4 separate regions of the Homo sapiens genome follow, and all the other regions are linked to region 4. The links are chromatin contacts, found by Hi-C in ENCODE. All regions are on one chromosome and are shown on one strand. Each heading gives the region's core, a stretch centred on a gene start or an enhancer-like site at or near the end of the contact. The rest is flanking DNA. Distances are from core to core; before and after follow the strand shown.

Region 1 (2,700 bases), core at 22-2,521, 820 kb before region 4:
GTTGTTTATGGTGTGTTTTGCCATACACAAGTTTCCAATTCACCTGTAGGCAAATACGTTGATTTTATTCCCCTTATTGTTTCTGTTTTTTTTTTGAGACAAAGTCTTGCTCTTGTCCCCCAGGCTGGAGTGCGATAGCACAATCTTGGCTCACTGCAACCTCACCTCCCGTGTTCAAGCGATTCTCCTGCCTCAGCCCCCCGAGTAGCTGGGATTACAGGCGCCTGCCGCCTGGCTAGTTTTGGTATTTTTAGTAGAGACAGGGTTTCACCATGTTGGCCAGGCTGATCTCGAACTCCTGACCTCAGGTGATCCACCTGCCTCGGCCTCCCAAAGTGCTGGGATTACAGGCGTGAGCCACTGCACCCTGCCTGTTTCTGTTTTTTAGGTCTTGCTTAAGAGAACTTTTCTTACCTCTAGATTACAAAATTATCACTCTATATTTCCTTATAATAATTTTAACTATATATATGCTTGTTGATTGATTTGTAGGTCTTTTGTTGACTTGGAATCTATATTTCTGTATGATGTGAAGAATATAATTTTATTTTTTAAATTAATGAATTTCTAATTATTTGCTTATACTCTACACGTCAACTTGTTTCAGTATCGAGTTTATCTTTGTGGGCTGTATCTTGGTGGGTATGAGGGGATAAGCATGGTATCTACAGAGTGTGATCTATTCCTTTCTGCAAACTATAAATACTTAGATTCTTAGTAGTCACTGGCTAATGAAAAGGATTCTACATCACTAAATGGTCAGGATGGGACCATCCACTGTATCAGTGCAGGCTACCCAATGCCAGACAAACGTCCCTAGATCTAGATTGGAGAAAATATTCCTCAAAGTTCCTTAAGGAAGACAATGTAGTGTATTGTCTTTGCAATCACACAGAGCTGGGTTTGAATCTCAGCTCTGCCATTTTCATCTGTGTGGCCCAGGGCAAGTTTGCTCATCTCTAAGACTCAGTTTCCTTATCCCTAAAAAGGAAATAATAATTCTTATTTTGTGGGTTCGTTGTGAAAATCTGAGACAATACAAAGTACTTGGCACATGTTTAGTGTTCAATCATGTTAACCATTGTTACTTCTGGTTATGATAATGACTTCTGCAAAGATGTGACTATTTGGGGCGTGGGGTGCACAGAGGAGGAGTAAAAATTGAGAAATGGCAACCATTCTTGAAGAGTTGAGGTGGGAGAGATGTGAGGTTGTTGGTATCCCCAGAAAAGCCCAGGAGAGACATTGGAGCCAGCACCAAAACTGTCTAGTACTTGTGCTAGGCCAGCAGAAAAGCCCCCAGGGATCTCTATTCTTGCCTTGTTAAACAAAACCATGAGTCATCACCTTGGGAAAGAGTGTGGAAACCCAGAGAAGCAATGTTTGAACAGATGGTCTATTGTTTGAGAGCAAATAAACTAGGGATATCTTCAGACAGGAGTAGAACAAGTTATCACATGGCAATGACTTAATAGGTTTCAATAGAAAGCTGGCTAGGGCCAAAGCTGGAGTAACAAAAAGGAACTGAAAGGGATGCCGAAGCAGAGCATACCTGGAGAATCATTGAATTATATTATAATATATTATAATATAATTCAAAGATTATAACTATAACATGGTTATAACGTTATAACTATATAGTTATAATATTATAAGCCTCATTGGTTGGCACTGGGAAGCCCTGCACCATTCTCAAGGTAGGGCACAGTCGTTCTCATCTTGCTGGGGAGCTTGGGCTAAAGCAATTCAGATGTGGTAGATGAAGACAAAGAGGAAGAAATGGGTTCTGAAGAACGTGGTCATAGAGCAAGCCTTGGTGACCTGTTGGGAGCAGAGCTGTATAGACCCTTTGTACTCAAAGCAGAGTCCGTAAACCAGTAGCATAGGCCTCATCTGGAAGCTTATTAGAAATATAGACCCTTGGGTTCCACCCCAGACCCACTGAATTAGAATCTGTATTTTATCAAATCCCCAGGTGATTTGAATACATTCAAAAGTTTGGAGAAGTGCACATCTAGGCCTGGGATAAAATAGGCTCAAGTGGAAGGAGGATTTCCTGGAAGATTTGTTTATTCACTTCTCAAAGTCAAATTTTTCAGCATAAAACATTTTTTAACCCAAGGATTTCAAATAATACTATTCCAAACATGTTCCATCTACTACTTGGGTCAGGTAAAAAATACTTTATTTTGGCATAATTATTAATACCCAAATAATAAAACCATTTTCTTACTTTAGATAAGATAGAAATACTACTTCAATTTTTCCACAGGGCAAAAGGCTTATCAGCATTAACAAGTACTATCCTGTCTTTAATTCTTTGCTTTGTCTCCAATGAGAATCATGCTTAATTATTGAACTGCTGAGTAAGAAAAAACAATGCCTATTAGATATTAACTGAGATAATTAAATCTACTCAATTGAAGAATTTTGCTCAACTGGGATCACCTCAAACATTAAACAGCCTTTAGAGTTTTCTCTTCAACTTGGTGATTCCAGGAGAAAGTGCCTGGGTAAAAATTCAGCTTGTTCCAGTTGTCACACTTTTGAGTAAAATCAAAACATTACTTAGCTCATTACCTTCTAAGAAAGCATTTTCAAAGTGTAGTCCCTGGACCAGCATTATCAGTATCACCTGGGAACTTGTCAGAGACGCACATTCTCTGGCACCACCCAAGACATACTGAACTAGAGTCTCTG
Region 2 (2,700 bases), core at 87-2,586, 850 kb before region 4:
TATGGAAGCTGAAAAGCTTGCCTTTCTTGTTGGAAGCAAGTAAAAATCCAAAAAAAAGGGGTTATACAGCAAAATAAACTTTTGATTTCAATCAAATTTTGGGAGATCAGGGATTTTCTGGAGTAAGTGCTCCCAGACCTCAGCAAATTGTCCTATTGGTTTGAGCCATAAAGTTAGCTCATGCTGGTACCAAGCACTGATAGCAGATTTGTCAAAGGTCAGGGGTACCTCCACCCGGAATCCCTCCATCGTTACCAAAATGTGAAACCCGAATATCTGAGATAGGTCTCAGTTAATTTAGAAAGTTTATTTTGTCAAGGTTGAGGACGTGCACCTGTGACACAGCCTCAGCAGGTCCTGACGACATGTCCAAGGTGGTCAGAGCACAATTTTTTTTTATACATTTTAGAGAGACATGAGACATCAATCAACATATGTAAGATGAACATTGGTTCGGTCTGGAAGGGCGGGACAACTCGAAGAAAACGGGGGACAACTCGAAGTGGGGAGGGAGCTTCCTGGCCATAGGTAGACAAGAGACAAATGGTTGCATTCTTTTGAGCTTCTGATTAGCCTCTCCAAAGGAGGCAATTAGATATGCATTTATAATAAAATGGGAGACAGGTTTTTCCCAGTTCCCAGCTTAACTTTTCCCTTTAGCATAGTGATTTTGGGGCCCCAAGATTTATTTTCCTTTCACAATATGATTAGGTTAATAGTGATTTGTCTTATAACCTTTCAGGAACCCCTTTACTGAAAATGAGAATATTGTGAATAAATTATCATTTACATGCTCCCATTGTGGAATGTGATCATAATTTTAGCAAAGGGCTTGCTGATTACTGGACTGAGAATCACCAAAGAAGTGAGATAAAATGTGTGGAAGGGTTTGGAAGGCCTCTGCAAAGAGCAGGGAGAAGGGAGTGGAGAAAGATAAGGCAAAAGCACACAGAAATGAAAAAGAGTACAGTAGGTCCTCTGTACCTGATGGTTCCATATCAGCAGATTCAACCTACTGCAGATCAAAAGTATTTGAAAAAAATAATGAGAAATAAAAATAAAATCCTAAGACCCCCAACTGACTGAACAGACCTCCTCTTGGCTAAGGGGAATCCCAGAGAAACCTGAAAAGTGGAGTTCCTGGCCATGAAAGGATAGGAGGTAAGACATGCCTCAATAGGCCTTTTTCTTATTAATTTTTAACCCAAATTCTTTCCTAAAGAGTAAGCAGAAATCAGTGGTGGAAAATCAGAAATGGACGACTCATTCCTTTATCATCCTTAGCCAAGTATCTGGGGCAGTGACCAGATTTTCCTTCCCGTTTGTGGTTTCAACACAGCAACTGACCAGCATTCCTTCCTGATAAGAGGCCACCGATCATGGAGTGGTTCCGGCCGGTCTACAAATGACGTACAGTGAGGGTTTTCACGTCCTCTGCTTCACCTTTTGACATCAGAAGGCTGAGAACTCCACCCTCTGATCATGCTAACACACCATTTTTTGTACATGTGACCCATGAAGAGGCATGAAATTCGATTGGATATATGCATGCTTCTTTCATAAATATTCATAAATCCTCCTACAGCTTATTAAATATGTATACTTACACAACCCATCCAGCACAAATTCCTTTCTTATCCTTCCCTCCCTCAAAGTGTTTGCTCTCAGCTTTTACTGGAAGCTACGCATCCCAGCCTGTGGCATGGCCAGCCTGCAGGCTGCAACCCTTTATGAGAAATACAGCTCTCCTTTCCAAATTTATAAACCTTGTGGTTCTTCAGTTGACAATAACAATACAACAGTAAAAAAAATCCAAATAAAATATAGTATAACAATTATTTACATAGCATTTATAATGTATTAAGTGTTATAAGTAATCTAGAGATAATTCAAACTATATGGGAGGATGTGTGTAAGTTATATGCAAATATTGCACCATTTTATGTAGAAGACTTGAGCATCCACAGATTTTGGTATTCTCTTGGAGTGCTGGAACCAATCCCCTGTGGATATGGAGGGATGGACAACTATATTATGAAGTGTGGGTATGACTGAGAACCAAATGACATTGCCTCAGTATCAGTGGTCAGTTGCCTGAAGAGTCTTGAGCCCCTCAAGCTGAGCCAGTGGGAAGAACAATTTTGTGGGGCCTATGCCTGTTAAAACTGCTCTTTCAGACTAGATAGTTCTAGCAGAATCTTAGTGGTCCCCAGCCTGTTTGGAAATGCCTGGAACTTTTTCAACAAAAGCAGAGACTCTTCCTTGATGGTGGAGAAGCACAAAGGGGAGCCAGGAAAAAGCACACATTTTGCTCAAGAAAGCTTTGGAGAAACAAAAATTGTAGAGAGAAAGTAAATGAACACTACAGAATCAAAACAAAAACAAAATCACTATTTATGAAGAAAAACTGGAAGGAAATACAGTTGATATGGTGATGGGATTTGAGCTATCCTTTATTCCAAATTTTCTGCGATGTGATTATATTGTAAGTTTTTCATTTTAAGAGAAAGTAATTCCGGCAGTTTGGTGTGTGTGTGTGTGTGTAATGGGGTAGCGGGTGGTGAGCAAGCCCTGGACTTGTAGTCAGGGGCTCTAGGTTAAACTTTAGCTCTGTTACCAGCTGCTCACTTCTGAGCTAGTTATTTAACTCCTCTCTGCCTTGGTTTCCTTATGTTGAAAGCTGAAATCAACATAAATTCC
Region 3 (2,700 bases), core at 5-2,504, 710 kb after region 4:
GCCCAGCGTGCTCCAGAAACATGAGCACAAACGCCTCAGCCTCCTTCCCCGGCGGCACCGGCACCGGCACCAGTACCCGCACCAGTACCGGCACCGGCACCAGTACCCGCACCAGTACCGGCACCGGCACCAGTACCCGCACCAGTACCGGCACCGGCACCGAGCGCAAGGCGGAGGGCCCGCCCGAAGCCGGGGGCACAACTGCCCAGGTCCCGAACCCGGACTCCAGCTTGGACGACACCTCCTACAGCCTGTCCGAATGGAGCGTCCGTTCTGAGTGGCGGTCCGTCTCGGATCCGCTAGCCAGTTCCCAGTGGAGCACGTCCTCAACTGCCGAGGCCGCCTCCTGGAGCTCCAGCATACACTCCCCAATCAGCACTACCGGTCTTAGCGAGAGTACTGACTCCGACTCCAAGAGTGGCCTCCGGGGTTTCAGCGCTTACAACCCGAGCAGTCGGATCCCCAAGTCTACCACCAGCTCGAACTCCTCCGATGGGGCCGTCACAGCCTCCAATCAGGACACCGGCATTCCCTGGGTATTAGTAACAGGACCTACCCCGCCCGTAAACTCCCCCGTAGAGTCATTGCAAGGGTCTGCCTTCTCCTCAGGGTTCAGCACCCCACGGGGTTTGGTAAAAGGACCGACCCTGCCCCCGGATTCCAACCTGACCTCAGTGTCCGACTACACTTGGATATTTGTACGGGGACCTCCTATACCCAATGACCTTTCGCAAGTGTCAATACAAGCACCTCCTACACCCAGTAACACCCCCGAGTGTCAGTACAAGGGTCTGCCGCATCCTCAGTGTCCAGCTTCCCCTGGGGTTTGGTACCAGGACCACCTCTACCCAATAACATTTCCCCAGTGTCGCCACAAGCACCTCCTGCACCCCATAACATCCCCCCAGTGTCAAGGCAGGCGTCTACCCCCACCTCAGTGCCTGACACTCCGCGGGGTTCAATACAAGAACCTCCTGCACCCAGTAATCCTTTCCAGCTGCCGACACAAGGACATTCTAAACCTAATAACTCTCGCCGAGTGTCAGTACAAGGGTCCGCCCCGCTCTCAGTGCCCAGCTCCCCCCGGGTATCAGCTGAAACATCAGCTCCGCCCCTGGGCGCTCCCGGAGTATCAGCAAAAGGGTTCGCCCCGCCCACAGTGCCCGGCTCCCCCCGGGTATCAAAAGAAGGATCGGCTCCGCCCCCGGGCTCCCCGGGGGAGTTGATAGAAGGGTCCTTCCCACCCTTTGCCGTCCCCACTCCTGTGCCTACGACCCAGGAGCGTGTCAGCCAAAGCATGGAGAATCAAGAGAAGGCGAGTATCGCGGGCCACATGTTCGACGTAGTCGTGATCGGAGGTGGCATTTCAGGTCAGTGTGGACCGTAGCGGTGGCCTGGGGGACCCTGGCCAGTGAGGGGTAGGGGAACCTACAGTAGCTCTTGTGGTGTTTGGGGGTCTCTCATGCATGCGAGAGTGTAGTGTAGCCATGGCTTGGCCCCATATCCTGCGAGGTAGGAGTGGGGGTTGTGCCAGTTTTGCTGGTGGTGTGACTGGGGGAGGCAGACACAATAATTTTACTACTACTACTATTAAATACTAATATTTAATTAGCTCTTGCTGTGCAGTTGTATTTAGCACTTTACGTGGATTTTCTCAGTCCTCAACAGTCCTGTGAGGTGGGAACTAAATTCATCCCCGTTTTGCAAAACCAAGAAACTGAGGTCTGGGGAGTTTCAATAACTCTCTTGAGGTCGAATCACCTAGCTTGTAAGTGGCTGAACGATTTTCTCCCATTTAAGACCTGCAGTACTAATTCCTGAGGTGGCTGCTTTGCCTCACTGATTTCATATCCTTTGCCCTAAACAGAACATCAGGATACAGATTTCTGTAGTATTGAGGGAGCAGTAGTGTTATTCCAGTCCTGCTCTTCTCTATTTTCCGTAGAAAATTTAGTAGGTGAAGAGGAAGGAGGTAGACTCCTTTAAGAAAAGGTTAAAAAAAAAAAGAGGAGAAGAGGGGGTGAGCTCTTAAACTATTCCTGTGTGTGTGTGTGTGTGTGTGTGTGTGTGTGTGTGTATGAACTGTGTTTATATATATATATGAACTGTGTTTATATATATATATGAACTGTGTTTATATATATATATGAACTGTGTTTATATATATATATGAACTGTGTTTATATATATATATGAACTGTGTTTATATATATATATATGAACTGTGTTTATATATATATATATATGAACTGTGTGTGTGTATATATATATATGAACTTGCAGGAAGGTGTAGGACATTTATTGTCCAAAGAGAATCCCTTTATGAAGCAGGGGCTGAGTGCCCTGTTGTATCCTCCTTCCTCCTTTCACTAAGAGCTCCCACCACCTGAATCTTGTCTTCTGATGAGCCAGTTGGTGGGCCAGGGTGCCCCTGGTCCTGGCTTGGATTTGTGGCTAACCAAGTGAGTGGTGCATGAGGCTTTCCAATATCTTCCTGGAAGCCTCATCATGATTGATATATTGTCGCCTATGTTGCCATCATTGGTAAAATGTTTGAAAATTAGGAATTTTGTTGCCTTTCATCCCTGGCTAGAATACCACACTGACCTATCCTCCCCCTACTAGGTGTTAATAATTTCTGAGTTATCCCTGCAGGATCTGATTCAGAAAGAGAAAGCTGATGGGAGGGAGTAAGTAGAG
Region 4 (2,700 bases), core at 66-2,565:
AACCAAGTAAACTGTCAAGCCCCTCAACCTGAAACACTGAATCTAGAATATTTGCTTAGTTGGCCCTGTTATGGACTGCATTGTTGCCTCCTCCCCAAAATGTGTATGTTGAAACCCTAACCCCCAATGTGACTATATTTGGAGATGGGGATAATTAAGTAAAATGAGGTCATAAGGGTGAGGCCTTAATTCCATAGGGCTGATGTCCTTATAAGAAAAGGAAGAGACATCAGCGCTGTCTCTCTCTCTCTCCACGTGAATGCCCAGAGGAAAGACCATGTGAAGGTACAGTAAGAAGGTAGCCATCTGCAAGCTGGAAAGTGCCCTCCACAGAAACTAAGCCTGTTGGCACCTTGATCTTGAACTTCAATCCTCCAAAATTGTAAGAAAATAATTTTTTTGTTATTTAAGCCACCCTGCCCATGGTATTTTGTTATGGCACGCCAAGCTGATGAATACAGGCCCATATCAACTAATTCTGCCCAATCCAACTTCATTTTCCTTTCACTTTGACTCCATATCTTTAAAATTGATTCCTATGCATATCCCCCAGGTTTCTGACTATATAAAGTGATAAAACTGTACAATGCTTTTGGTATGCATAGCAGCTCCTCATGGGTTACACTTTGTACTTTACCCCTCTGAGCCCGCTGGGACTTCAGGTAAGTTATAGGTTTAGAAGCAAAGAGAGGTGGTGGGGGTAGGTCTTAAAGAGGATCAGCAGTGCCTTACCAGTCAACTACCTCAGGAAAGGCAGGCAAAGGAGGGCCAATCTTCTCAAGACAGGAGTAGAAAGGCTGCTTCTACTGGCAAAAAAGGCTCAGCAGAACTCAGGGGTTAGAGTCCCCAGCTTTGTGAGAATCTGCCCATAGGATCCCATTCCAGCTTTATATTCATACAGAGGCTACAAGGCTGAGAAATCACTTTGCATCATTCAGCCACTGGCAGGGCGGAGACTCTGAATTTTGGTTTTCAGGGCCCTGTGGCTATGGAAGGAAGATAAGAATTTCTTTCAGGGCAAACAGAAGCTTTCAGTTTCTTTATGTGGACTTTGAGCTGATAATTCAAATTCCCGAGCCTATCCTTTCCCTACTTTCTCCCACGCAGTTAGGAGCAAACAGCCAACCTCATTGTACTCCTTGGTTTGACTAAAATGTGCTAAGGCATCAAATACATGGTCACCCAGAACCTTGTCTTCTGTAAGTGTTTGATTAGGAGTAACTGTAAGGGATAATTGGAAGGATGGCCGAGAAAGGAATGAGGCCAATAGACCCAAGTTCAGGCAAGCTGATTTATTGTCAGTCCTGCCAGGCCACCTCTTGACAAAAGCAGAGGAGGCAGCCCCACTTACAGGCTATAGCAAGGTTTTATAGGGTGTAGAACTGGGTCAAGGTGAAGGAAAAAGAAAAGAGACGGGGCGGGGGGGGGGTCCTTTGTGCCAGGTGTCTGACCACTTCCTGGAGATGTTTTTCTTGCCAGTTCTGTTGTGCAAGGTAGATGTCTTAACCACATCCTGGAGCAGCTGGCCTCTGGTCAAACAGTTACAGGAGGGTTTGGGGTAGGGTGTTTTGCTTTTGGCCTTTGGGGCTTAGATCTATGGGAGGGGGAAACAGTCCAGTTGGGTGGACCCTAACAGTAACCAGTGGGGATATTTTGTGTATCTCTATTGCCACATCATGCCATTGACTACCAGTGCCCTTCTTACTGCTAGAAGTAGACTCATTAGTGCTTTTAAATTTAATCATATTAGAGAAGACTCAAAACCAAGTCAGAGAATTCATACTTAAGATTCTATCCCCCTGGAACCACTCTTGGTATTAAAATCTGTATCAGTTAGCATTTAATCAGAGAAGCAAAAACTAGTATCTATCTAGATCTCTATATTTATATCAGATATTCTGCAGAGTGGCATTATTGACTTTTGGGCTGGATAATTCTTTGTTGGGGTGTGAGGGTGGGGGACAGTCCTGTGAATTGTGGGTTTATCTATGGCCTCTACTCACTATATGCCAGTAGCACAACTCTCTACCCTCCACCAAGTTGTAACAACCAAAAACGTATGCAGACACTGCCAAATGTTCCCTGAGGGTGAAAATTGCCTCCAGCTGAGAACTACTGGTATCTCTATATTATCTATATTTTTATTTATAGCTATATGTATCTCTTCCTCTATCTGAGAGAGAAATTGGTTATACGGAATTGGCCTTATGCAATTGTAGGAGCTGGCTAAGCAGTCTCTGTATGGCTGTTTTCTCACACATGATGCTGAGGCTTCAAGATCACAGGGATGGCAGTCAGAAAAGGAAAAACACAAGCAGGCTGGAACCAACAAGCTTAAGCTGGAACTCCGTGGAGAAGGACTAAAACCTGTGTTCATTCTTGTTGCCTCTAACCTTGGTAATGAGGGTATCCAGCAGAAGTGGGGCCCTTTGTCACAAAGTGAAACACACACCCCTGGTCTAGGAGTCTGAGAAGCTGAAAGAATATCAGCGGCAGGTAGAGCAGCCACAGAATCAGATGCTGCTTCACACCAGTAGGGTGAATCTACAGATCAGCAACAATATGTGTGAGCCACAAAATGGCCACTGCTTCTCTTTCAGCCTCTAAATGTCTCAAGAATCTTCCCTATGTCTTACCTCAACTCAAAACAAACAAGAGAAAAAATTCTGGGAAATGCAATTCAGCCTAGACAAGGTGACA

The links. Hi-C counts contacts between places; a loop is a spot of excess contacts on that map. Pooled maps may share reads with other maps.
Region 1: a map of naive thymus-derived CD4-positive, alpha-beta T cell shows a loop between it and region 4 (4-fold over the local background). The contact joins two enhancer-like sites. A Hi-C loop is called at or near these places in 1 of 168 maps with a recorded cell type or tissue (naive thymus-derived CD4-positive, alpha-beta T cell), 4 of 37 single-sample maps with no recorded cell type and 11 of 50 pooled maps.
Region 2: a map with no recorded cell type shows a loop between it and region 4 (13-fold over the local background). The contact joins two enhancer-like sites. A Hi-C loop is called at or near these places in 4 of 37 single-sample maps with no recorded cell type and 8 of 50 pooled maps.
Region 3: a loop to region 4 is called in a map of naive thymus-derived CD4-positive, alpha-beta T cell, with 5 times the contacts of the local background. The contact joins the promoter of MAOA here to the enhancer-like site in region 4. A Hi-C loop is called at or near these places in 1 of 168 maps with a recorded cell type or tissue (naive thymus-derived CD4-positive, alpha-beta T cell), 1 of 37 single-sample maps with no recorded cell type and 5 of 50 pooled maps.

Annotation. Positions count from the first base shown.
Region 1 is chrX:42,117,905-42,120,604 of GRCh38, forward strand. No RefSeq gene overlaps it. Among named protein-coding and RNA genes, the nearest start is that of CASK, 200 kb to the left of the region's middle. Within about 2 kb of position 1,272, at least 2 of the 41 ENCODE cell types and tissues checked have a DNase peak (open chromatin) inside an H3K27ac peak, as active enhancers do.
Region 2 is chrX:42,095,080-42,097,779 of GRCh38, forward strand. No RefSeq gene overlaps it. Among named protein-coding and RNA genes, the nearest start is that of CASK, 170 kb to the left of the region's middle. Within about 2 kb of position 1,337, at least 2 of the 41 ENCODE cell types and tissues checked have a DNase peak (open chromatin) inside an H3K27ac peak, as active enhancers do.
Region 3 is chrX:43,655,045-43,657,744 of GRCh38, forward strand. MAOA (monoamine oxidase A) reads left to right here and starts at 1,255. Exons shown (of 15, transcript NM_000240.4): 1 at 1,255-1,370. The coding sequence starts at 1,298. RefSeq lists a silencer at 1-157 and an enhancer at 89-148.
Region 4 is chrX:42,942,321-42,945,020 of GRCh38, forward strand. It overlaps LOC105373188 (a long non-coding RNA gene), which reads left to right. Exons shown (of 5, transcript XR_949037.3): 5 at 2,220-2,700. Among named protein-coding and RNA genes, the nearest start is that of PPP1R2C, 170 kb to the left of the region's middle. RefSeq lists a silencer at 2,188-2,247. Within about 2 kb of position 1,316, at least 7 of the 41 ENCODE cell types and tissues checked have a DNase peak (open chromatin) inside an H3K27ac peak, as active enhancers do.